2 separate regions of the Homo sapiens genome follow, and region 1 is linked to region 2. The links are chromatin loops, found by intact Hi-C in ENCODE. Cell type or tissue: gastrocnemius medialis. All regions are shown on one strand. Each heading gives the region's core, and the rest is flanking DNA. Links, peaks and the distances in the headings are about the cores only.

Region 1 (11,265 bases), core at 2,215-10,214, 340 kb before region 2:
GGGGTTCTGAGGAAGTGCGTGTTTGGAGACCAACAGGAGGCAACCAAAGGAAAGAGAGAGATGCCGGGTACAGTGGCTCATGCCTGTAATCTCAGAACTTTGCGAGGCTGAGGCAGGAGGACCACTTGAGCCCAGGAGTTCAAGAGCAGCCTAGGCAACATAGTGAGACCTGGTCTCTACAAAAACTAAAAAAGTTAGCCAGACATGGTGGCGCGTGCCTGTGGTCCTGTAACCACCCAGGGGTTCACCTTACCCGCTGCTAGACAGTGTCAATTCATGAAGACATGGGAAGTGCAATAGAGAAAGAGTAATTCATGCAGAGCCGGCTGTGCGGGAGGCTGGAGTTTCATTATTACTCAAATCAGTCTCCCTGAGCATTCAGGGAGCAGAGATTTTAAGGATAACTTGCTGGGTGGGGGAAGCCAGTGAGCCGGAGTGCTGATTGTTCAGGGATGAAATCATAGGGAGTCGGAGCTCTCTTCTTGCACAGAGTCAGTTCCTGGGTCGGGGCTGCAAGATCAGCTGAGCCAGTTTATCGATCTGGGTAGGGCCAGCTGATCCATCAAGTGCAGCGTCTGCAAAATATCTCAAGCAGTGACCTTAGGAGCAGTTTAGGGAGGGTCAGAATCTTGTCCCCCTCCAGCTGTGTGACTCTTGAACCATAATTTCTAATCTTATGTCTAATATTAGTCCTACAAAGGCAATCTAGAGCCCAGGCAAGAAGGAGGTCTGCTTTGGGAAAGGGCTGTTACTGTCTTTGTTTAAACTATAAACTAATTTTCTCCCAAAGTTAGTTCAGCCTACGCCCAGGAATGAACAAGGACAGCTTGGAGGTTAGAAGCAAGTTGGAGTCAGTTAAGTTAGAGCTCTTTCACTGTCCCAGTCATAATTTTGCAAAGGCAGTTTCAGTCCCAGCTACACAGCTACCCAAGAGGCTGAGGCAGGAAGATTGCTTGAGCCTCCAGAGGTGGAGGCTGCAGTGAGCCGTGACATGCTACTGCACTCCAGCCTGGGCAATGGAGTGAGAGTCTGTCTCTAAAAGTAAAAATAAGAGGGAGGAAGGTTGAAGCAGGTTCACTTATCATGCATGAAATACGGGTGTGCTACTCTAGAGGGCATGTGTTTAGTGTCTCAGGTTTTTTTTGGTTTTTTTTTTTAGACGTAGTCTCTCTCTGTCGCCAGGCTGGGGTGCAGTGGCGCGACCTCGGCTCACTGCAACCTCTGCCTCCTGGGTTCAAGCGATTCTCCTGCCTCAGCCTCCCCAGTAGCTGGGACTACAGGCACCTGCTACCACACCTGGCTAATTTTTGTATTTTTTAGTAGAGGCGGGGTTTCACTATGCTGGCCAGACTGGTCTCAGACTCCTGACCTCATAATCCGCCTGCCTCGGCCTCCCAAAGTGCTGGGATTACAGGCATGAGCCACCACACCTGGCCGTGTCTCAGGTTTAAATGGCCTTCACATTCTGGGGTGAGGCTGAGCAGCGGACTCTGATCACAGAGAAAATGAAATCCAGCACTAAAGTAACTCAGTCGCTTTTGACTGAAGAAAGCTATTGCAGTTTTGTATAATTTGTGAATAAGTGGAAATTAAAAGGAAAAAAGAGAAATCACATTTAAAAATAGTCATCTCACGAAAGCAAGTTAGGCTCATTTGTGACTAAATAAAAATTTTCAGTAAAGTAACGTAGTACTTTGTCTTACTATAGTAAAGAGGAAAGAATCAATTTTCATTCCACTCTTATTCTTGGATTTAAAGTCAGTTTCTGGTGCTTTTTCTGCTTGGATAATGAATCAATGTTCAATCTGTCCAAATGGCTGAGAACATGTAGGAAGTTCTTTAAAAATAAATTAGGCCGGGCTTGGTAGCTCATGCCTGTAGTCCCAGCACTTTGGGAGGCTTAGGTGGGCAGATAACTTGAGGTCAGGAGTTTGAGACCAGCCTGACCAACATGGTGAAAACCCATCTCTACTAAAAATACAAAACATTAGCTGGACATGGTGGCTCGTGCCTGTAATCCCAGCTACTCAGGAGGCTGAGGCAGGAGAATAGCTTCAACTCAAGAGGTGGAGGTTGCAGTGAGCCGAGATCATGCCACTGTACTACAGCCTGGGTGACACAGAAAGACTCCATCTCAAAAATAAAATACAATAAAATAAAAATAAAAATAAGAGCCGGGTGCACTGGCATGTACCTGTAGCCTTCCAGCTACTTGGGAGGCTGAGGCCATGAGGATTGCTTGAGCCCAGGAGTTAGAGGCCAGCCTGGGCAACATTATGAGATCCCATCTCAAAGAAAAACAAGTAATAACAACATATTAAACCAGACTCTTTCCTGTTGTTAACAGGAGAAGGCAAGGAAGAACTTAGTTTGGAGAAGCTAGAGTACCCAGAGTGCTAGGTCACGGGGTCAAGGTTGAGGATGGGGGTCCAGTTTCCAGATTAGACCCTCTGGAGTTTGAGGCCCCAGTGGCTACCCCAACTGTGCCAAGCTCCTTTTGAAGTTGGCTCCTAGAAAACTTCTTCTAGCCTTTAGGACTCCTGCCTAATTTTTTGCCACTCTGTGCTCCAGCTACACAGAACTATTTTGAGTTCCCTAAAGGATCATGTTCTGTCACCTCCAGGTCTTGGCACAGCCTGTTTCCTGTTCCTGCACACTCCCCACTCCTCCACCCTCCCACACTGAGCCTTGCCTGGCTACTGTCTGCAGGTCCTTCAGTGCACAAGCTGCTTCCTCTCAGAACTTTCTCTGATCTCCCCAGTAACCATCTCTGGGCTCCCACAAGACCCTCTTCTTCACCCACTTTTTTTTGTTTGTTTGTTTGTTTGAGATGGAGTCTTGCTCTGTCGCCCGGACTGGAGTGCAGTGGCACGATCTCAGCTCACTGCAACCTCCACCTCCTGGGTTTGATCAATTCTCCTGCTTCAGCCTCCCAAGTAGCTGGGATTACAGGTGCCTGCCACCACACCCAGCTTATTTTTGTATTTTTAGTAGAGACAGGCTTTCACCATGTTGGCCAGGCTGGTCTCAAACCCCTGACCTCAAGTGATCCTCCTGCCTCAGCCTCCCAAAGTGCTGGGATTACAGGTGTGAGCCACCGTGCCCGGCCCCTTCTTTGCCCACTTCTCACCCTTTATGACATCTGCCTCTTTTGTCTGTCATTCCCTCTAGAGTGTAGGCGCCTTCAGTTAAGGAACCATTTGGAGTACCTTCCCAGCACTGAACCCAGGGCAAAGCCCTAGAGAGACAAGGTGACAAGTCAGGTCAGGCCTCTGCCTGAGGTTGCCTGGAGCCTTGCATTGTCACTGTGTCCTACGGGGCCAGGGGATCAGGGCATGGACTCTCTCCTACTCTATCCCCAGCACCAAGCACAGGACTTTTTGTTTTGTTTTGTTTTTTTGAGACCGAGTTTCACTCTTGTTGCCCAGGCTGGAATGCAATGGTGCGATCTGGGCTCACCGTAAGCTCTGCCTCCCGGGTTCAAGCAATTCTCCTGCCTCAGCCTCCTGAGTAGCTGGGATTACAGGCATGAGCCCCCAATCCCCCTGGCTAATACTGTATTTTCAGTAGAGATGGGGTTTCTCCATGTTGGTTAGGCTGGTTTTGAACTCCTAACCTCAGGTGATCCACCCATCTGAACCTCCCAAAGTGCTGGGATTACAGATGTGAGCCACCTTGCCTAGCATTTTTTTTTTTTTTTTTTTCAGATGGAGTCTCACTCTGTCACCCAGGTTGGAGTGTAGTGGCATGATCTTGGCTCACTGCAACCTCTGCCTCCCAGATTCCTGCGATTCTCCTGCTTCAGCTTCCCAAGTAGTTGGGAGTATAGGCACATGCCACCAGGCCTGGCTAATTTTCGTATTTTTAGTAGAGATGGGTTTTCACCATGTTGGCCAGGCTGGTCTCAAAATCTTGACCTCAGGTGATCTGCCTGCCTCGGCCTCCCAAAGTGCTGGCATTACAAGGACTTCTTTTTTTCTTTTTCTTTTTCTTTTTTTCTGTTTTTTTGAGACAGAGTCTCACTCTGTTGCCCAGGCTGGAATGCAATGGCACGATCTCTGCTCACTGCAACCTCCGCTTCCTGGGTCCAAGCGATTCTCCTGCCTCAGCTGGGATTACAGGCACATGCCACCACGCCTGGCTAATTTTTGTATTTTTAGTAGAGATGGGGTTTCACCATGTTGGTCAGGCTGGTCTCGAATTCCTGACCTCGTAATCCACCCACCTCGGCCTCCCAAAGTGCTGGGATTACAGCCGTGAGCCACCACACCCGGCCTACAAGGACTTCTTAATACCTAGTAGATGCCAATAAATATTTTCTGAATGAGCAAGTGCAGAAGAGAAAATATGACAGCGATGACTGAGGCGTAACTGACTTCATCTGTTCTCAGGCCACATTCTGCCCCTTGGGTGAACCTGACTGTTCCCTGAGTCGTCGCTGAAGTCAGCTTTCTGGCCAGTTCCTCAGAGGAAGAAGTGAAGCATGGAGCCACCCAAGCTGCCCAACCCCAGCTGCTGAGGGCCTGCCTCAGGTCCCATGGCCAAAGAACCTGCTTCTTCCAAGGCTGTCAGTTGTCCCATTTTCGGCACCCTTGCTGATCACACCCTCGCTGGTCACACCACCTACTTTCTGCTTCCCCAACCTTGGTTCTCATCCCTGTAACATAAGCATCATTTTTATGCTGACCCTGAGAGAGCAAACCCCCCATCACACTCTGGAGGGTGTGGGGGGTGAAAGTCAACACCTTCAGTCTCTGGTGGAGGCTTGTGACCTCTGACATCCCTCATTTGCCTCCGTTTTCCAGTGCACCCCACTGCTGCATCCACCAAAGCAGTTTCGAGTGCCTGCTTGCGTGCCTGGTACCACAGCAGGTGCTGGGGATAGAATGCGGAACAAAAGAGGCCTCCACGGTCCTTTTCCTGCAAACTGTAGTTTACAATAAAAGTAAACTATATTCACGTATAACTATATGGTCTTGAATTATGATGAGGGCAGTGAAGAAACTAATTGAGTGCCGCGTGAGAAATGAGGAAAGGGACCTTCTTTAGATGGGTGGCCAAGAGGAGTCTTTCTGATGAGTTGATGTTTTGGCTGAGACCCCCACCCCAAATGTCTTCCAAATGATAATAATCTCTTCCCTCACTGGGTCCCTATGGGGTCCTGGAACACTACAGTGTCCTGAGAAGTGCACAGGGTTTTGGATAATTCAGGCCGGGGTTCACCTCCCAGCTCTGTCCTTTCACGCAGAGGAACTTCTCAACGTCCTCCCCTGTGAAATGGAGACAGCCACCACCAGAGGGCAGTAGTGAGGACTACGTGAGAAGAGGTGTGTAAGGCCCCGTTGGCTCAGACCTGCCGAAACACTCAGGGAGGGGTCTCATTCCTGAGCCCCTGCTCCCATGCCTGTTTCCACCGCCCGCAACCTGCGGGGACCTTCCCACCCTCAGACCTCATCTTGACAGTTTATCCCTGTCACTGGCCTCATCCCTAGTTTGGCTGGTCCTGCCCCTCCCCGTACCCAGTTAGGACAGTTGGTCTGACGTGTCTCCACCTTCTCATCTCACCCTTAACTTCAAAGGGTCCCCAAAGCTTTCACAACTCTCACGCTTCTCCCTCACTGTCATTGGGAATCTCCTCCATTCTAGGGCTTCAAAATTTCCCCAGGTGCAGTGGCAGGAGGATCACCTGAGGTCAGGAGTTCGAGACCAGCCTGGCCAACATGGTGAAACCCCGTCTCTACTAAAAATACAAAAATTAGCTGGGTGTGGTGGTGGGCGCCTGTAGTCTCAGCTACTTGGGAGGCTGAGGCAGGAGAATCGCTTGAACCTGGGCGGTGGATATTGCAGTGAGCCAAGATCGTGCCATTGCACTCCAGCTTGGGCAACAGAGTAAGACCCTGTCTCGAAAAAAAACAAAAACAAAACAAAAAAAATCCGTATCTTCATGGGAGACCTTTCTCACCACACTGCTTCCTCATGGTCATCTCTGAAAACAACCCCAGGAACCAGAGCGCCCCATAGTAACTTGGGCTCCGCCGTGTGATACTGTCCCCGGAAGCTGACCAACCTGATGCAGACATGTGATAGAAGATCATCTCTGGGTCAATAAGCACATGAAAAGATGCTCAACATAGTTAACTATCAGGAAATGCAAACCAAACCCATGGTGAGATACCACTTCGCACTTGCTAGGATATTTAAAATTGGAAAGATAAATAATAACAAGGATGTGGATTTTTTTTTTTTTTTTTGAGACAGGGTCTCACTCTGTCACCCAAGCTGGAATGCAGTGGCACCTGCAGCCTTGAACTCCCAGGCTCAGTGATCCTCCCACCTCAGCCTCCTGAGTAGCTGGGGACCACAAATGTGTGCCACCCTGCCCAGATAATGTTTTTTGGTAGAGATGGGGTTTTGCCATGTTACCCAGGCTAGTCTCAAACTCCTGGGCTCAAGTCATCCTCCCACCTCAGCTTCCCAAAGTGCTGGGATTATAGGCATGAGACATTGTGCCCAGCCTTGATGTTTGGCTATCCTTCCAAAGCTCTATCAACCAGGTTCTCTTCTCTCACGATTCTCTCTGCTAATGATGACTCTGTAGCCCGGAAATCATGAGGAATGGCAAGTCCATAAACTTCTGCCAACTGAGTTGCCCAGAGCTGCCCAGTTTCAACTCTTTTGAGACCCTTCCTTGGATTTTCTGAATCACCCCATAACACCCCAATAAACCCATCATTTTGATTTGTATAGCCACACCCACTTCCCTCCAGCCCCACCCCCTCCCTAACCTCTGCCAACCACTAATATTTTCCATTTCTATAATTGTGTCATTTTAAGAGGGTTTTTAATAAACAGAACCATGCAGTTCTGTAACCTTTGGGGGCTGGCTTTTTTCCCTCAGCATGATTCCCTGGAGATTCATCCTGGTTGTTTTGTGTATGGGTAGTGTGTTCCTTTTTATTTATTTTTTATTTTATTTTAATTTTTTTGAGATGGAGTCTCACTCTGTTGCCTAGGCTGGCATGCAGTGGTGTGATCTCAATCACCACAACTTCTGTCTCCTGGGTTCAAGCGATTCTCCCGCCTCAGCCTCCTGAGTAGCTGAGATTACAGGCATGCACCACCATGCCCGGCTAATTTTTGTATTTTTAGTAGAGATGGGTTTCACCACGTTGGTCAGGCTGGTCTCGAACTCCTGACCTTAAGTGATCCACCCGCCTCAGCCTCCCAAAGTGCTGGGATTACAGGCGTGAGCCACTGTGCCTGGCACATGTTTCATTTTTATAAGAAACTGCCAAACTGTTTTCCAGAGTGGCTGTATGATTTTACATTCTCACCAGACATATATAATTGATCAGTTTCTCTGCATTCTCACTAGCATTTGGTGTTGTCCTTATTTTTCATTTTTTCCATTCTGAGAGGAGTGCAGTGATATCTCATTGTGATTTTAATTTGCATTTCCCAAATGGCTAATAATAATGTTGAACATCTTTTCATGTGCTTATTTGCCTTCTGTATATCCTCTTCAGTGAAATCTCTTCATGTCTTTTGCCCATTTTCTAATTCTATTCTTGTTTTTTTGCTGTTGAGTTTTGAGAGTGCTTCATATTTCTAGTTACTAGTCCTTTTGTCAGGTATGTGGTTTGCAAATATTTTCTCCCAGTCTGTAGCTGTAGCTTGTCTTTTTATCCTCTTTACAAGGTCTTTTGCAGAGCAAAAGCTTTTAATTTTGACAAAGTCCAATATATAAATGTTTCCTTTTATGAATCATGTTTTGGGGGCTAAGTTTAAGAGCTCTTTGTCTCACTCTAGATCCCAAATGTTTTCTCCTGTGCTTCTTTTTTTTTTCTAAATTTTTTATAGAATTGTTTTTAAAATATGAAATGCTTCACAAATTTTTATATCATCCTTACATGGGGCCATGCTAATCTACTCTGTATCATTCCAGTTTTGGTTTATGTGTTGCCAAAGTGAGCAGAAAGTCTTATGGTCTTATGTTTACATTTTAGTCTGAGGTCTTTTTTTTTTTTTGAGACAGGATTTTGCTCTGTCACCCAGGCTGGAATGCAGTGATGCAGTCATAGCTTGCTGCAGCCTCCATCACCCAAGCTCAAGCGATCCTTCCACCACAACCTCTGTAGTAGCTGGGACTGCAAGTGTGCCCCACAATGCTCAACAAATTTTTGTGTTTTTTGTAGAGACAAGGTCTTGCCATGTTGGTCTCAAACTTCTGGCCTCAAGTGATCCTCCCTCCTTGGCCTCCTAAAGTGTTAGGATGACAGGCGTGAGCCACCACGTCTGGCACTGAGGTCCATTTTAAGTTAATTTTTGTACAATATATGAGACTTATGTCAAAGTTTTGTTGTTTGGTTGATTTTGGGGCCTATAGATGTCCAGTTGCTTCAGCACCATTTGTTGAAAAGACTTGTCTCCATTGATTGCTTTTGCACCTTTGTCAAAAATCAGCAGTCAAAAATAGTTGTGTGGCTCTGTTTCCGAGTTCTGTGTTCTGTTCCATTGATCTGTGTGCTATTCCTGGGCCAGAACCACACTGTGACCATATAACAGGTTTTGAACTTAGGTAGACTGATTTTTCTCTAAAATTAGCTAAATTTTAATAAACCATCTAAAATTATTCTAGCTATTCTAGTTCCTTTGCCTTTCCACATAAATTTTAGAAAAGTTTTGTCAATATTTGCAAGAAATAGATTTTGTTGGAATTTTGATAGAAAGTGTGCCAATATGGGAATAATTGACAACTTTATTATGTTTAGTCTTCCAACCCATGAACACAGTTTTACCTCTCAGTTTATTTAGATATTCTTTGATTTCCTTCATCAGCATTTTATAGTTTTCAGCATAGAAATCCTATACATGTTTTGTTAGATTTCCACCCAAATATTCCATGTTTTGAGTGATTATAAATGGTATTTTATTTTTAATTTTGGTTTCCATATGTTCATTAGTATATAGATTCTAGGAATTTTGTATGTGTGTATGTGTGTGTGTATGTGTGTGTGTGTGTGTGTGTGTGTGTGTGTGTGTAGATTCTTTGGGACTTTCTACCACATCGTATCATCTGCAAATACAGACCATTTTATTTTTGCCTTTCTGAAATGTGTGCCTTTTCTTTTCTTTTCTTTCTTGCCTGTTACACTGCCTAGAATGTTCAGTTGTATGTTGAATAAGAGTGGTGAGAGTGGACATCCTTGCCTTGTTCCCAATCTTAGAAAGAAAGCATTCCATTTTTCACCATTAAGTATAGTATTAAATGCAGGGTTTTGTAGATGTTCTTAATCAAATTCAGGAAGTTCCCTCTATTCCTAGTTTTCTGAGGGTTTTTGAGACGCTGAGATTTGTTTCTAATGGAGCTACAAGCTGTAGAGAACTTTATGAAATTGAATACATCCTAGTACAGCCACTTTATATCCAGACTGTTAAGAGTTTTGTGTTAGAGAAACCATCAACCTTATATGAGAAGATTATTCGTGTGTGTTAGAATTTGCATCTTAGAGAAAACCCTCATTTTAGAATTGGGTTGAGAAGAAGAACAAGACATTGGGTTTATTAATTGCAACTTTTGGCACAACGGTTAGAGCATTTATTTGCATCAAGGTTACATTACTGGGAAATTCATCTTACAGTAAAAAAGGTGAATAAAATATTTTTTCATAAGAATTAATGTAGAAGGGGTGGATATATTTCCAGACACCCACAGTCCAAACTTTCTATCTATTGACACAATTCACAAACCAATGGAATGACACAGAATGAATTAAGTGAGAAATAAAAGATCATATGATCATTTTACAGTGTTCTCCCTGGGATTCACGGAAGCATTAGGAAGCTACACTAGGTGCAGGTGCTACCAAAGTTAGCAGTCATTATAGTGTATCCCTGAGAGTCTGAGTCCAGTGAGGTTTGGGGTGGAATGGAAGAACCACCTGCCTCTGCCCCATCTCTACATCCCCTGCTGAGACTTAGAAACAAATACTGCACTCTGAGAATGCTCCAAAAACCTCCACCTTTCTTCTTTTTCCTTTTTTTTTTTTTTTTTTTTTTTTTTTTGTTTGGAGATGGAGTCTCACTCTCTCGATCAGGCTGGAGTGCAGTGGCACAATCTTGGCTCACTGCAGCCTCCACCTCCTGGTTCAAGAGATTCTCATGCCTCAACCTCCCACATAGCTGGGACTACAGGTGCGCACCACCATGCCTAGATAATTTTTGTATTTTTAGTAGAGACAGGGTTTCACCATGTTGGCCAGGCTGGTCCTGAACTCCTGGCCTCAAGTGATCTGCCCGCCTCAGCCTCCAAAAATGCTGGGGTTACAGGCATGAGCCACCATACCCGGCCAAACCTCCAGCTTTCTCAGGAGCTCTTGAGATGGTAAAGAAGGAATGAAGTGGAGATCCTCCCCACTGTGAACTGCAGCATTCAGCAATCCCAAGATAACATGCCTCAACTGTCCTCCAGCCGCAGCTGCTCCCAGTTTACCAACAAGGTGAGTGCAAACAATGACTTATACAGAAATTGATCCCATTTTTTATTTTTTATTTTTTTTAAGAGACAGGGTCTCACTCTGTTGCCCAGTGTACTCCAGGCTGGAGTACAGAGGTGTGATCACAGTTCACTGTAACCTTGATCTCCTGGGTTCAAGGGATCCTTCTGCCTCAGCCACCCAAGAAACTGGACTACAGGTACATGCTACCATGCCCAGCTAATTTTTAAATTTTTTTTGTAGAGATGGGGATCTTACTTTGTGGCCCAGGCTGTTCTCAAACTCCTGGCCTCAAAAAATCCTCCGGCCTTGGCCTCTCAAAGTGCTGGAATTACAGATGTGAGCCACTATGCCCAGCCCTTTTAAAATTGTTTATTTTTATTTTTAGAGATGGGATCTTGCCACATTGCCTAGGCTGGAGTGCAGTGGCTATTCACAGGTGTGATTATAGCACACTGCAGCCTCCAATTCCTGGCCTCAAGCCATCCTCCCACCTCAGCCTCTTGAGTAGCTAAGATTACAGGTGCGCACTATCGCACTTGACCTGATCCATTTAAATAACTGACATTAAGTGGAAAAGGCTTAGTGTATGGAACTCAGATCTGCTGTGTCCCAACCCAGTGCTTGGAACACAGTGGGTATTTAGGGACCTTGAATGAAATAATGAGAATTTTATTAGCCATTCTCAATCAGAAATATGTAGTTCATTTGTAAATTGTGCACCCCCTCGCCATAAAATAAAATGTGGGATGGGATCAAGAATTTAAAT
Region 2 (10,876 bases), core at 2,877-10,876:
AGAGACTGCATTTCCTGGATTACTACATGAATGCAGCTTAAGGCAACAGGATCAGGCTAATTTCTGTGTTGCTGCATCCTTGTTCCAGAAAGATTCCCCGCTTGGTGTGTTTCTTCTCACAGATGTTTCCCTGTTGTGAATTGATGCCAATGATGTTCAAAGTGACCACATTAAGAAGTAAAGCCCCAGGGAACCAGGGGAGAAATAAAAACAAAAAAGAAAGCCACACACAGGTACTATTTACTAGATAATAAAGACAAATGTGTTCATACCCTGTCATCTCAGGCATGAGTCACCCCGGTAACGCACTTAGAGAGCAGGCCCTGTCAGGAAACACTGCCAAGTTTCTCACTCTCCTTTCTGGCCTCCATTCTTACCTTCCTGCTCTTTTTGAGGCTTCGGTGACGGCTTTCAATTCTTTCTATGTTTTGTTAAGTATTCCTCTTTGAGCCAGGACCACAGCTGGTTTGGGAGGTGAGGGAGGTAGAAAGCAGGGAGATAAATGCAGTCACAGGTTTCCCCGAGACTGAATCAGGAGACTCAAGAACACATCTACTGCTCTATTTTCCTTGCCTGTTTCCCTTTTGTGCCCTGACCAAAATGACTCATGCTGCTTTGCTCTGGGCAAGCCCTCAAGCCTCTGTCACCCTGTGGGCTATATGCATTCTTCTTTTCTCCAAAGGAGTCATTTTTACCCAACTATACGAAACTTGCTAACGAAAGTCAGTACACCAAAGAAGGAGTTACCGGCCAAAGAAGAACACAGTTACAAAAGCTGCCAAGAGTTACAGAATCTAGAGCCTATACAACATCCGAGCTGTAGGTCACATTCTCCAGCATTGAGGCTTGGAATGCTTTGTTGGGGAGGAGGTTCTCCGGATTAATTATTTTCAAAAGGTTACCTTGGGGGAAAACTGTGACCTTGTCCTCTAGAAATATTTCACCACATGAGAGATCATTAGGGCTATGGAGTCCATAAGGGCCATCTAGTATGCGGGCTCTCAAATTTGGCTGCCCATTAGAATGATGTGGGGGGGGGGTGTGGGGCTTTACAAAATCCTGATGCTCAGATCTCACTCTGACCCCATGACATCAGAATCCCTGGGGGTGGGGCCTAAGCATTGGTATTTATTAAACACTCTGGGTGCTTCCCGGTACAGCCAAGTTTGGGAACCTGTAATCTAGACCCTTACCATTCCAAGTGTGATCTGTGGTGCCGTAGCACCACCAGAGATAATGGCATTTCTTATTAGACACTCACATTCTTTACTGTAATGGTAGACACATGCCATTATACATTTGTTCAAACTCAGAATGTACAACTCCAAGAACAGCCCTAATGTAAACTATGGACTTTGGGTGATGATGATGTGTCAATGTAGCTTCATCAGTTGTAACAGATGCACCGCCCTGGTTGAGGACGTTAATAATGGGGGAAGATATGTATGTGTGGGAGCAGGGAGTATGTGGAAAATCTTTGTACCTTACTCTCAGTTTTACTGTGAACTTAATATTACTCCAAAGATAAAGTCTAAAAAAAAAAAGAAATGCATATTCTTGGGTCCTACCATAGACCTACTGAGTTAAAATATGCATTTTAACAAGTTACCAAGAGACCTCTACATGCATTCAAATTTGATTTTTGCTTTTCTTGAAAGATTGAAAAATCTGGCAACAAGGGTCCCAAATTCTTTCTTTAAAACTATCAGCTGGAGTTGTATAGTAGGTGTCCTCTTTAAGGGAGATCTCCACACTCCAGTTCGCCTCAGTTTCACAACGGGCTAGGTTCATTAACTTCTATTACCTACCTGAGCCCAGAGAGATACTGAGTTTTTTTTAAATTGTGGTACAATATATATAAAATAAAATGGACCATTAGTGACATGTGGTACATTCACAATGTCGTGCAACCATCACCACCATCTAGTTCCATAACATTTTTATTGTCTCAGAAGGAAACCCCTTATCTATTAAGCACTCATTCCCCGGTTCCTCTTCCTTTCAGCCCATGACAACTACTAATCTGCTTTCTGTCACTGTAGGTTTGCTTATTCTGAATGTTTCATGTAAATGGAATCATACACTCTGTGGCATTTCATGTCTGGCTTCTTTCACTTAGCATCGTATTTTCGAGGTTTATCCATGTTGTGGCATGTGTCAGTACTTCATTCTTTTTTATGGCTGAATAATATTTCTTTGTATGGATATACTATATTTTGTTTATCCATTCATCAGTTGATGGGCAGTTGGGTAGTTTCCAGCTTTTGGTTATTGTGAATAGTGCTACGTGAACGTTTGTGTGCAAGTTTTTCTTCACACACCTGTTTTTAGTCTTGTGGGAACATACTCATGAGTGGAATTACTGACTCATATGGTAATCCTATGTTTCGTGTTTTGAGGGACAAACTGTTTTTCGTGGCAGCTGCACTAGTTTACATTCCCACCAATAATGTATGAGGGTTCCAATTTTTTTTACATCTTTGCCAATACTTCTTTTCTTTTCTTTCTTTTGTTCTTTTTTTAAATTCTAGCCATCATCATTAAAGACCATAAAGGCCACTTTGATTAAGTCTCTTTGGGAGGTTTGAGGGCCATCTTCTAGTTTTTTAAGTTTCTTTCAGACGTTGGGGGCTGACTGGGAAATGAAGTGTAAATGGGTAGGTAGATTCTGCCCCCATTGGTATCAGGGCTTAAGGTGGTATAATTAGTTATGGCCTCTGAAATGCGGGAGAAGAAAAGAGCAGGGTTTTCATTGGGGCCTTGAGTGATTTCTTTTATCTTTTCAGAGTTTACAGCCTTAAGGGCAGCTTTATCCATGCCAGCTAGGAGGCATGATATCATATAGCTTCGTTTCTGTCTGTCTGAGGAAACTGCTTCATAATCCCAATTGGGGTCAGTTCTGGGGACAGCTAGGGTCCCTATAAGGTTATGGGCAGCATCTTGTTGGTGGAGGGTGTCTGCATGGGCCTGGGTGGTTGTCTGGATACATTCCCTGTCATCCGGGATGAGGGAGGAGTAGAGGATGACATAAACGTCATGCCAGGTAAGGTCATAAGATTCAGTGACATACAGAAATTCCTTGTGGGAGGAGCTGGGGTCGGTGGAAAAGGAGCTAAGTCTCTTTTTAAGCTGGGAGAGGTTGGCTAGGGAGAAGGGAACATGAACTTGGACTATGCCTTCGGCCCTAACACCTTTCTCAAGGGAAGGACTTTGTAAGACCTTTGGTAGTGGGAGTGACCTTTGGCAGAAGGGGGTTGGGTGCAAGACCGGGTGTGCAGTGGAGAAGGAAGGTTGGGATGGAGGACCAGGATAAGGGGGTGGGGGAGCGGAGCCGAAGGAGAAGGAGGAGGGGATGGTGGTGGGAGGGGGACTGAGAGAGGGGGTTTGTTGGCAGGGTTGAAATTACAGGAGGAAGGCTTGCCTGGAGGTGTGAAGTGGTATCTCACTGTGCCTTAATTTGCATTTCCCTAATGACTAATGATGAATATATTTTCATGTGTTTGTTGGCCATCAGTACATCCTCTTCGGAAAAATGTCAATTTAAGTCCCTTGCTCATTTTTAAATTGGGTTGTCTTTCTGTTGTTGAGCTGAAAGTGTTTGTTATAAATTCTGGATACTAGACCCTTATTGGATATCTGATTTGCAAATATTTTCTCCCATTCTGTGGGGTTTTTACCCCAATTTTCTTCATAGTGTTCTTTGACGTAGAAAAGTTTTCAATTTTTTTTTGACCTCTGAACTTTTTATTGGCCTCCTGCTCCCCAAAGTGTACCCTGCTTCTGCTGGCTTAATGTCTCAGAACTTTGGTGTCGTTGGTCAGACACCACTTTGCCATCCACTATCCGGCGGGTGGTGGTCTTTTGGATGGTTTGCATGGAGTTGCTGCTGTCCAGGGCATCACCAAGATTGAAGTCCTTGCCATCCTCCAGCAGGCAGCAGTAGGCAGTGCTCTCAGCCTCCAGCTTGACCTTGATGTTCAGCAGGGCCTTGTACTCTTGAGCCTGGCACTGTCCCTCTGCCCGGGTCTGTGCCAGCTCTGACTCCAGGTGCAGCAGGATCCCGTTGAGCTGCTCCCTCTGCAAGGCATAGCGGGCCTCGACCTCCCTCAGGCTGTTCTCCAAGCTGGCCTTCAGATTTCTCATGGAGTCCAGGTTGATCTTCAAGGACTGGACTATACATCTCAGCTCCGTGAGCATCATCCCAGCAGCTCCAACCTCGGTGGACTGCGTGGTGACCACTGAGGTGCTCTCCTCAATCTGCTGAGACCAGTATTTGTCCAGCTCCTCTCAGTTCTTCCGAGCCAGCTCATCATATTGGGGCCGGATGTCTGCCATGATCTTGGCAAGGTCCCGAGACTGGGGGCATCTACCTCCATGGTCAACCCAGAGCTGGCAATCTAGGCTTGTAGGCCTTTTGTAATGCCCAACCTCATTTTTCCTTTTTCACCTAGGCTTGTTTCCACCTGAACAGACTCTCCCTTAGCTAAGAGAACCAGACAAACTCCATCTTGGCTCTTTCACTGGCAGCCCCTTCCTCAAGGACTTAACTTGTGCAAGCTGACTCCCAGCACATCCAAGAATGCAATTAACTGATAAGATACTGTGGCAAGCTATATCCACAGTCCCCAAGAATTCATCTGTTTGATAACGCCCAAAGCCCTGCATCTATAACCTTGTAATAGTCTTAAAGCCCCTGCATCTGGAACTGTTTACTTTCCTGTAACCATTTATCCTTTTAACTTTTTGACTACTTAACTTCTGTAAAATTGTTTTAACTAGACGACCCCCCCTTTCTAAACCAAGGTATAAAAGTTAATCAAGCCCCTTCCTCGGGGCCGAGAGAATTTTGAGCGTTAGCCGTCTCTCGGTCGCCGGCTAATAAAGGACTCTTAATTCATCTCAAAGTGTGGCGTTTTTTTAACTCGCTCGGGTACAACACTTTTACTTCCTCTTCGTGGTTCTTCTTCATGAAGAGCAGCTCCTCCTTGAGAGCTTCGATCTCTGTCTCCAGCTGCAGCCGAGTGACACTGGTGTCATCAGTGACCTCCGGAGCCCATGGATGTGGCTCTCCACAGACTGGCGCATGGCCAGCTCTGTCTCATACTTGACTCTAAAGTCATCAGCAGCAAGACCAGCATTGTCAATCTGCAGAACAATGCAGGCATTGTCCACAGTATTTGTGAAGATCTGAGTCCTCAGGCCCTCAATGGTCTTGAAGTAATGGCTCATCTCTGACCTGGGGTCCCTTCTTCTACAGGTGCTCCTGGATTTTACTCTCCAGCTTCCAGTTCTTGGCCTCCAGGCTCCTCATTCTGTCCAGGTAGGAGGCCAGGCAGTTGTTCAGGTTTTGCACGGTCTCCTTCTTGTTCTGGATGCCTCTCATTCCTGCCAGACCCCTGGCCATCCCCGCGGCCAGGCCCCCGGAACCCATGCTGCTCAGGTAGCTGGTGGAGCGGGACATGGAGATCCGGGAACCAGAGCCCCCGTGCCTGTACAGACGCTGGCTATGCTGCTGACCAGCCGGACACCGTAGCTGGGTGCCTGGACAGAACCCAGGGACCGGTAGTTGGTGGAGAAGGTGGAGCGAGTGGTGAAGCTTATGCTGTCCAGGGAGGAGAGTGAGAGGACAGGACTCAGGCTTTGCCGACGACTTTAATTTTTTTTTGAGACAAGATGTTATTGTGTTGCCCAGGCTGGAGTGTAGTGGTGCCATCACAGCTCACTGCAGCCTTGACCTCCTGAGATGGGTTCTTGTTACATTGCCCAGGTTGGTCTTGAACTCCTGGTCTCAAGCAATCCTCCTGTGTTGGCCTCCCAAAGGGCTGGGATTACAGACATGAGCCACTGCACCTTGCCAATTATTATTATTTTTTAATAGTGACAGGGTCTCACTGTGTTGCCTCAGCTTGTCTTGAACTCATGACCTCAAGTCATCCTCCTGCCTTGGCCTCCCAAACTGTTGAGATTACAGGTGTGAACCACTGTGCCCAGCCTAGTTTTTAATTTTAATGAAGTCCAGCTTTTTTTCTTTTGTTGCTTGTGCTTTTGATGTTATGGAATTTGAAATAGTTTCACCTGGGCAAGATTGATGGGTAGGGAGAAAGAAGGATCTGAGGGGAAGGGAGATGGGGATGGCTTGAGATTCTATCTCCAATTCAACCTAAGATTTCAGCAGGTAACTGCTTTATACGAGGTTTTGCAGCTTTATGTATATATGACCGATAAATTAGAACACTGAATTGTGTTTCTGAAAGGTTAACCATTGAACATTAGTGGGAAACATCAGTGTGTGAGGTTGTCTTTCTAAAAGCCAGTCCTAAATGGTACATGTAGTAATTAGAAGTTAATGTTTTCTGGTTTCAATTAAGCATTATTTGTAACAAAGGGAAAGCATACATTTTTGGGAAAGCCTGCTATGTTTCTTTTGTTACACTAGCCACACTTTTGGGAAGTCAGGATATTTGGCCCAGATCCAAACCCACTGTCTACCTGGCAGTAGCTCATCCTCACTGAAGGAATATTCCATGGGAAAGATAGCCAACCTTATGCATATCAGCCTTGGAGCAAGTCCTGCATTTGCCTGAGGTCACACAGCAAGTTAACTGGGAGTTTCAACCCAGGTCTTCTCATTTTAAATCTAAGGCTGTGTCTCTAGGCCGTGTATCCAACATAAAATCAGGACTATCATCTGTTGGGCTCTATGACTGGCACTACTACTACTCACTGTTACCATTTTTTGAGGTCTTCTACGTGCCAGGTTATTGTCCTGGCAATCTAATCCTCCCAAAGACTCGGTAAATGGTTCCATAATTATCCTCATTTTACCACTGAAGAAACTGAACTCTGGTTAAATAACTTGCCCAAGGTCACACAGACTTTAACTGTCAAGAGCTCAGACTTAACCCAGGCCTGACTCCAAAGCCTATACTCTGAATCACCAAGCGAGACCTATTTTAAAGGTGACCAGGTCGTGAGATATGATCTCAGCACGGACCCTTCTCCCGGATGACAAGAGAGCAGGTAGTTAGGCGGGTACTCCGTGTCCGCGCATACCCAGACTCCGCCCAGCGCCCGGGCAGGCCACCCCGAGCCCCTTAACTGCGCAGGCGCTCTCACTCAGAAAGGCCGCTGGGTGCGGGGAGCGCAGAGGCGGTGCAGGGCGGCTGGCTCGCCTCGGCGTGCAGTGCGCGTGCGTGGAGCTGGGAGCTAGGTCCTCGGAGTGGGCCAGAGATGGCGGCGGCCGACGGGGCTTTGCCGGAGGCGGCGGCTTTAGAGCAACCCGCGGAGCTGCCTGCCTCGGTGCGGGCGAGTATCGAGCGGAAGCGGCAGCGGGCACTGATGCTGCGCCAGGCCCGGCTGGCTGCCCGGCCCTACTCGGCGACGGCGGCTGCGGCTACTGGAGGTTTGGGCCGCGTCCGCGCTTTCCCCTTCCCTCTCCCCGCCTCCCCGGTCCCCAGACTGGCTCGTGCAAGCCGAGTCCCGGGGCCCGGGGGTCGCGTCAACTCCGCTGGCGTATGTGTGCAGATTCTCCCCGAGTCGGAGAGGGAATCCGCCCAGCCAGCCGCCTTGTCAAAGCGTCCTGTCCACGACCACAGAGCGTTCCTCTGTCGCACGCGGGCCTCCTGACCCCCAGCCCCGGGCCTTCTTCGCTGCACCTCGGCTGCTGGCAGCTTCGATTTTTCGTTTAGGGATGCAGCCGCCCCGGCCGGGAGGTGTCAGCCACTGCCAGGTGTCAGGGCCTCAGCTGTCCCGGAAAGAGGAGTTAGACTAGTTCTTGATTCTGGCCTCTATACCTAGAACTAGTTGATGGAAGAGGCAGATCTTGGTGTTTGTTAGGGAGAGCTTTCAACAATTAGAGTTGCCAAAAGTGCAATGGATTGCTTCTCATGAGCTTCCCGTTACTAGAAGCGCTCAAATAGGAACTGGAAGAACGCTTACTTATGTGGAGGAGAGGAGATTCAGCAATCAGAATCTCCTACTCAGCAATCAGAAGAAGGGACTGGATAGTAAACCTTTAAGATTCTAATCCATAGATTCCATGAGTCTATTTCTTGGACATGTGACCTCTGCGATTTCTTGGCAAAAACTAGTTGCTCAAAACGTGTTTATTGATTGAAGTAAATTAAGGACTGATCTCTCATTGCAGATTATTCTCTTATAGAATTTGCCACTGGGGTCAACTAATAATCTTTAACAGGATACTTAAAATATAGTTTGGTTGACAGGCAGTTCTTCAGGGCTGCCTCTATAACATGAAGTACATGTGTTCCTAAAGCTCTATACTGCCCTTTGTCGAGCACAGTTTAGAGCTGTATTACTCTTTTTTATCAGCCAGATGTAGTGAGAGTGAGAAGAGTCTGAGGCTGGCAGCATGTCTTGATGTTCATACTAACACCGAAACTGCAAATTCCAGCTACTTTTGATGGTACTGGTCTCATCCTTTCTACTTTATAGTGGTTACCTTTTATTCCTTTCTAAACTTGAGGCACGCTAGAGTCAGACAGAAAGTTCATTTGCACTGATTAATTCATAGTCATGATTCCATAAAGGTTTCCAGGTCTACGACATGGCTGTGGAACGGAAGGTGCAAAATAGCAAAAACTGACATTAAATTAAACTTTTGATCATGGAAAGCAAGGTAGAATGAACATTCTTTAAGATTTCTTAGGCAGTTCCCCAAGAACTGAACTGTATTGTAGCATTGTGTACAACCCACCATGTTTCAAGAGTTAGGTAAGTGCTGAGATTTTTATCTTTGTGACACTTTTATTTCATGGTACTATACAATTTTCTTTTTCTCTGTGTGCCATGACATATGCCATGAAAGACTGAAAAAACTTGCTTAGAATACGAAGAGTGGTGCTAAGGTCCTGGGGAAACAGCAAGGCATAGCAGCAGAGAGAAATCGGACTTTGTTTTGGGCATGAGTTAGCATTGTTTAGGATCCTGCTCAAGTCATGGGCTCGACTACTCCAGCTTTCCCTCTTCTTAATTCTCATTGTGTTTACTGTCATTCCATTCATTTACTTTGCTATTTATATTACATATTCTGGTAGGTTCATTCATTTCTATCCATCCAGTTGGTACTCATGGAATGTTTACTATTTGTCAGAAGTATACAAGTAAAGGCACTCAGTCTAATGAAGGGATACAGAGAGATGAACAGGCATTATAGTGTGAGAATTGCTGTTAACAGTGGAAACAAGTTTATAATCTAATCCTTTCATTTAATAGAGGGAGAAATTGAGGCCAGAGAAGGGGAGTGACTGTAGCAGAATAAAACATATTAATCTGTCTTAATAAATGGAGGTGTAACATACTGTAAAATGTACTCATCTGAATTTTACCTATGTGAATGCTTGTGTAAACACCATCGTGATCAAGACATGTACACTTCCGGAACCTTAGAAGTTTTCCTATTGCGCCTTCCTAGTCGGTGTCCACTCTCTACTCTCAGAAGTAATACTCTTCTGACCATTTGATTGGTATTACCTATTTCCAAACTTCATGTACATTGAGTCATACAGTATCTGGCTTTTTTTGCGCAACATAGTATCTGAGAGATTCACACATTTTGTTGCGTGCATTGGTAGTTTGTGCATTTAGATGTTGTATAGATTCTTTTGTATTATGCCACAATTTTTTCCATTTTCCTTTTGGTGGCTATTTGGGTTGTTTCCACTTTGGGGCTGTTACGAATGAAACCTCTGTACACATTCTTTTTTATGTATTTTAGTGGACATACACACTCACTTCTCTTGTGTATATGCCTGGAGATGGAATTGCTGGGTCATAGGAGAGGTGTAGTTATGTTAAGCTTTAGTAGATATTGCCAAACGGTGATTATATCAGTTTCCAATCTCACCAGCAAAATGGCAGTTCTGGTTGTTCCACATCCTCACACTTGGTATTGTCAGTCTTTTTCATTTTAGACATTCTGGTGAGAGTCTAATGATACTTCATTATGGTTTTAATTTGTATTTTCCTAATGATTAGAGATAATGAGAACCTTTTCATGTGCTTTTTGGCCGTTTGGATATCCTCATTTGTGAAGTGCCTGTTCAAATCTTTTGCCTGTTTTTAAAAGTTGGGTTGTCTTTTACTGACTTAGAGGATTTTATTATGTATTCTGAATGTGAGTCCTTTGTCAGATATGCATACGTTAGACCTCCCTTTTCCAAGGTTTCACTTTCTGTGGCTTTAGTTACCCACAATCAACCATGGCCCAAAATATGAAATGGAAATTTCCGGGTGCACACGTGCGCACGCACACACACACAACGCACCCCACTGCTGGAGTTCTAGCTGAGATCACCTTGCATCTTTAGATAAATTTGTGAAGAATTGACGTTTTTATAATATTGAGGCTTAAAATCCATACACAGTATATTTCTCCATTTAAGTCCTTTTTGATTTCTCTTAGTGTTTTGTAGTTTTCAGGGCAGAGGTTGTACACATCTCTTCCTAGGTTGTTATTTCTTAATTCTAATTGTAGATTCTTGTGGATATTTTACACACATAATTACATCATCTGTGAATAGATGCTGTTTTACTTCTTTCTTTTCATCCTTTATGCCTTTTTGGTTTTCTTGCTCTGTTAGACTAGCTGGGACCTTCAGTATAATGTTGAATAGAAGTAGTGATTGTGGACATCCTTGTGTTGTTTGAGATATATTGAATTCAAAGGAATTTTCTATTTATGAACAAGGTAACATACAGGCTTACCTACTTCAATTGTTGACTGCTTTTACTTACTTTTGTAGGCATGGCTAATGTAAAAGCAGCCCCAAAGATAATTGACACAGGAGGAGGCTTCATTTTAGAAGAGGAAGAAGAAGAAGAACAGAAAATTGGAAAAGTTGTTCATCAACCAGGT

Evidence for each region. A loop is a pair of places that touch in the nucleus more often than their neighbours do. Peaks named below come from ENCODE experiments on the same cell type or tissue, not always from the same donor. Only the 100,000 strongest peaks of a DNase experiment are listed, where the experiment ranks them.
Region 1: a loop joins it to region 2, with 2.6 times the contacts of the local background. A loop is called at or near these places in 3 of 110 quality-filtered maps.

Annotation. Positions count from the first base shown.
Region 1 is chr9:98,028,940-98,040,204 of GRCh38, reverse strand. It overlaps the pseudogene RNU6-918P and a transcript of TRIM14 not described here. Among named protein-coding and RNA genes, the nearest start is that of NANS, 22 kb to the left of the region's middle. RefSeq lists a silencer at 2,616-2,665 and enhancers at 4,031-4,170, 4,251-4,320, 3,499-4,698, 5,291-5,400. In gastrocnemius medialis, for the core only: a CTCF peak has its summit at 5,297 (motif pointing right); DNase peaks (open chromatin) are centred at 2,644, 4,304 and 5,304; H3K4me3 peaks cover 280 bases; H3K27ac peaks cover 2,764 bases.
Region 2 is chr9:97,693,647-97,704,522 of GRCh38, reverse strand. It overlaps XPA (XPA, DNA damage recognition and repair factor), which reads left to right and starts at 7,183. Exons shown (of 6, transcript NM_000380.4): 1 at 7,183-7,402; 2 at 10,764-10,874. The coding sequence starts at 7,231. It overlaps PTCSC2 (papillary thyroid carcinoma susceptibility candidate 2), which reads left to right. Exons shown (of 11, transcript NR_147055.1): 11 at 4,452-4,898. It also overlaps the pseudogene KRT18P13. RefSeq lists enhancers at 516-635, 1-819, 7,672-7,721, 7,732-7,791 and a silencer at 7,022-7,121. In gastrocnemius medialis, for the core only: no CTCF peak of the experiment used is centred there; DNase peaks (open chromatin) are centred at 7,132 and 7,521; H3K4me3 peaks cover 2,206 bases; H3K27ac peaks cover 3,252 bases.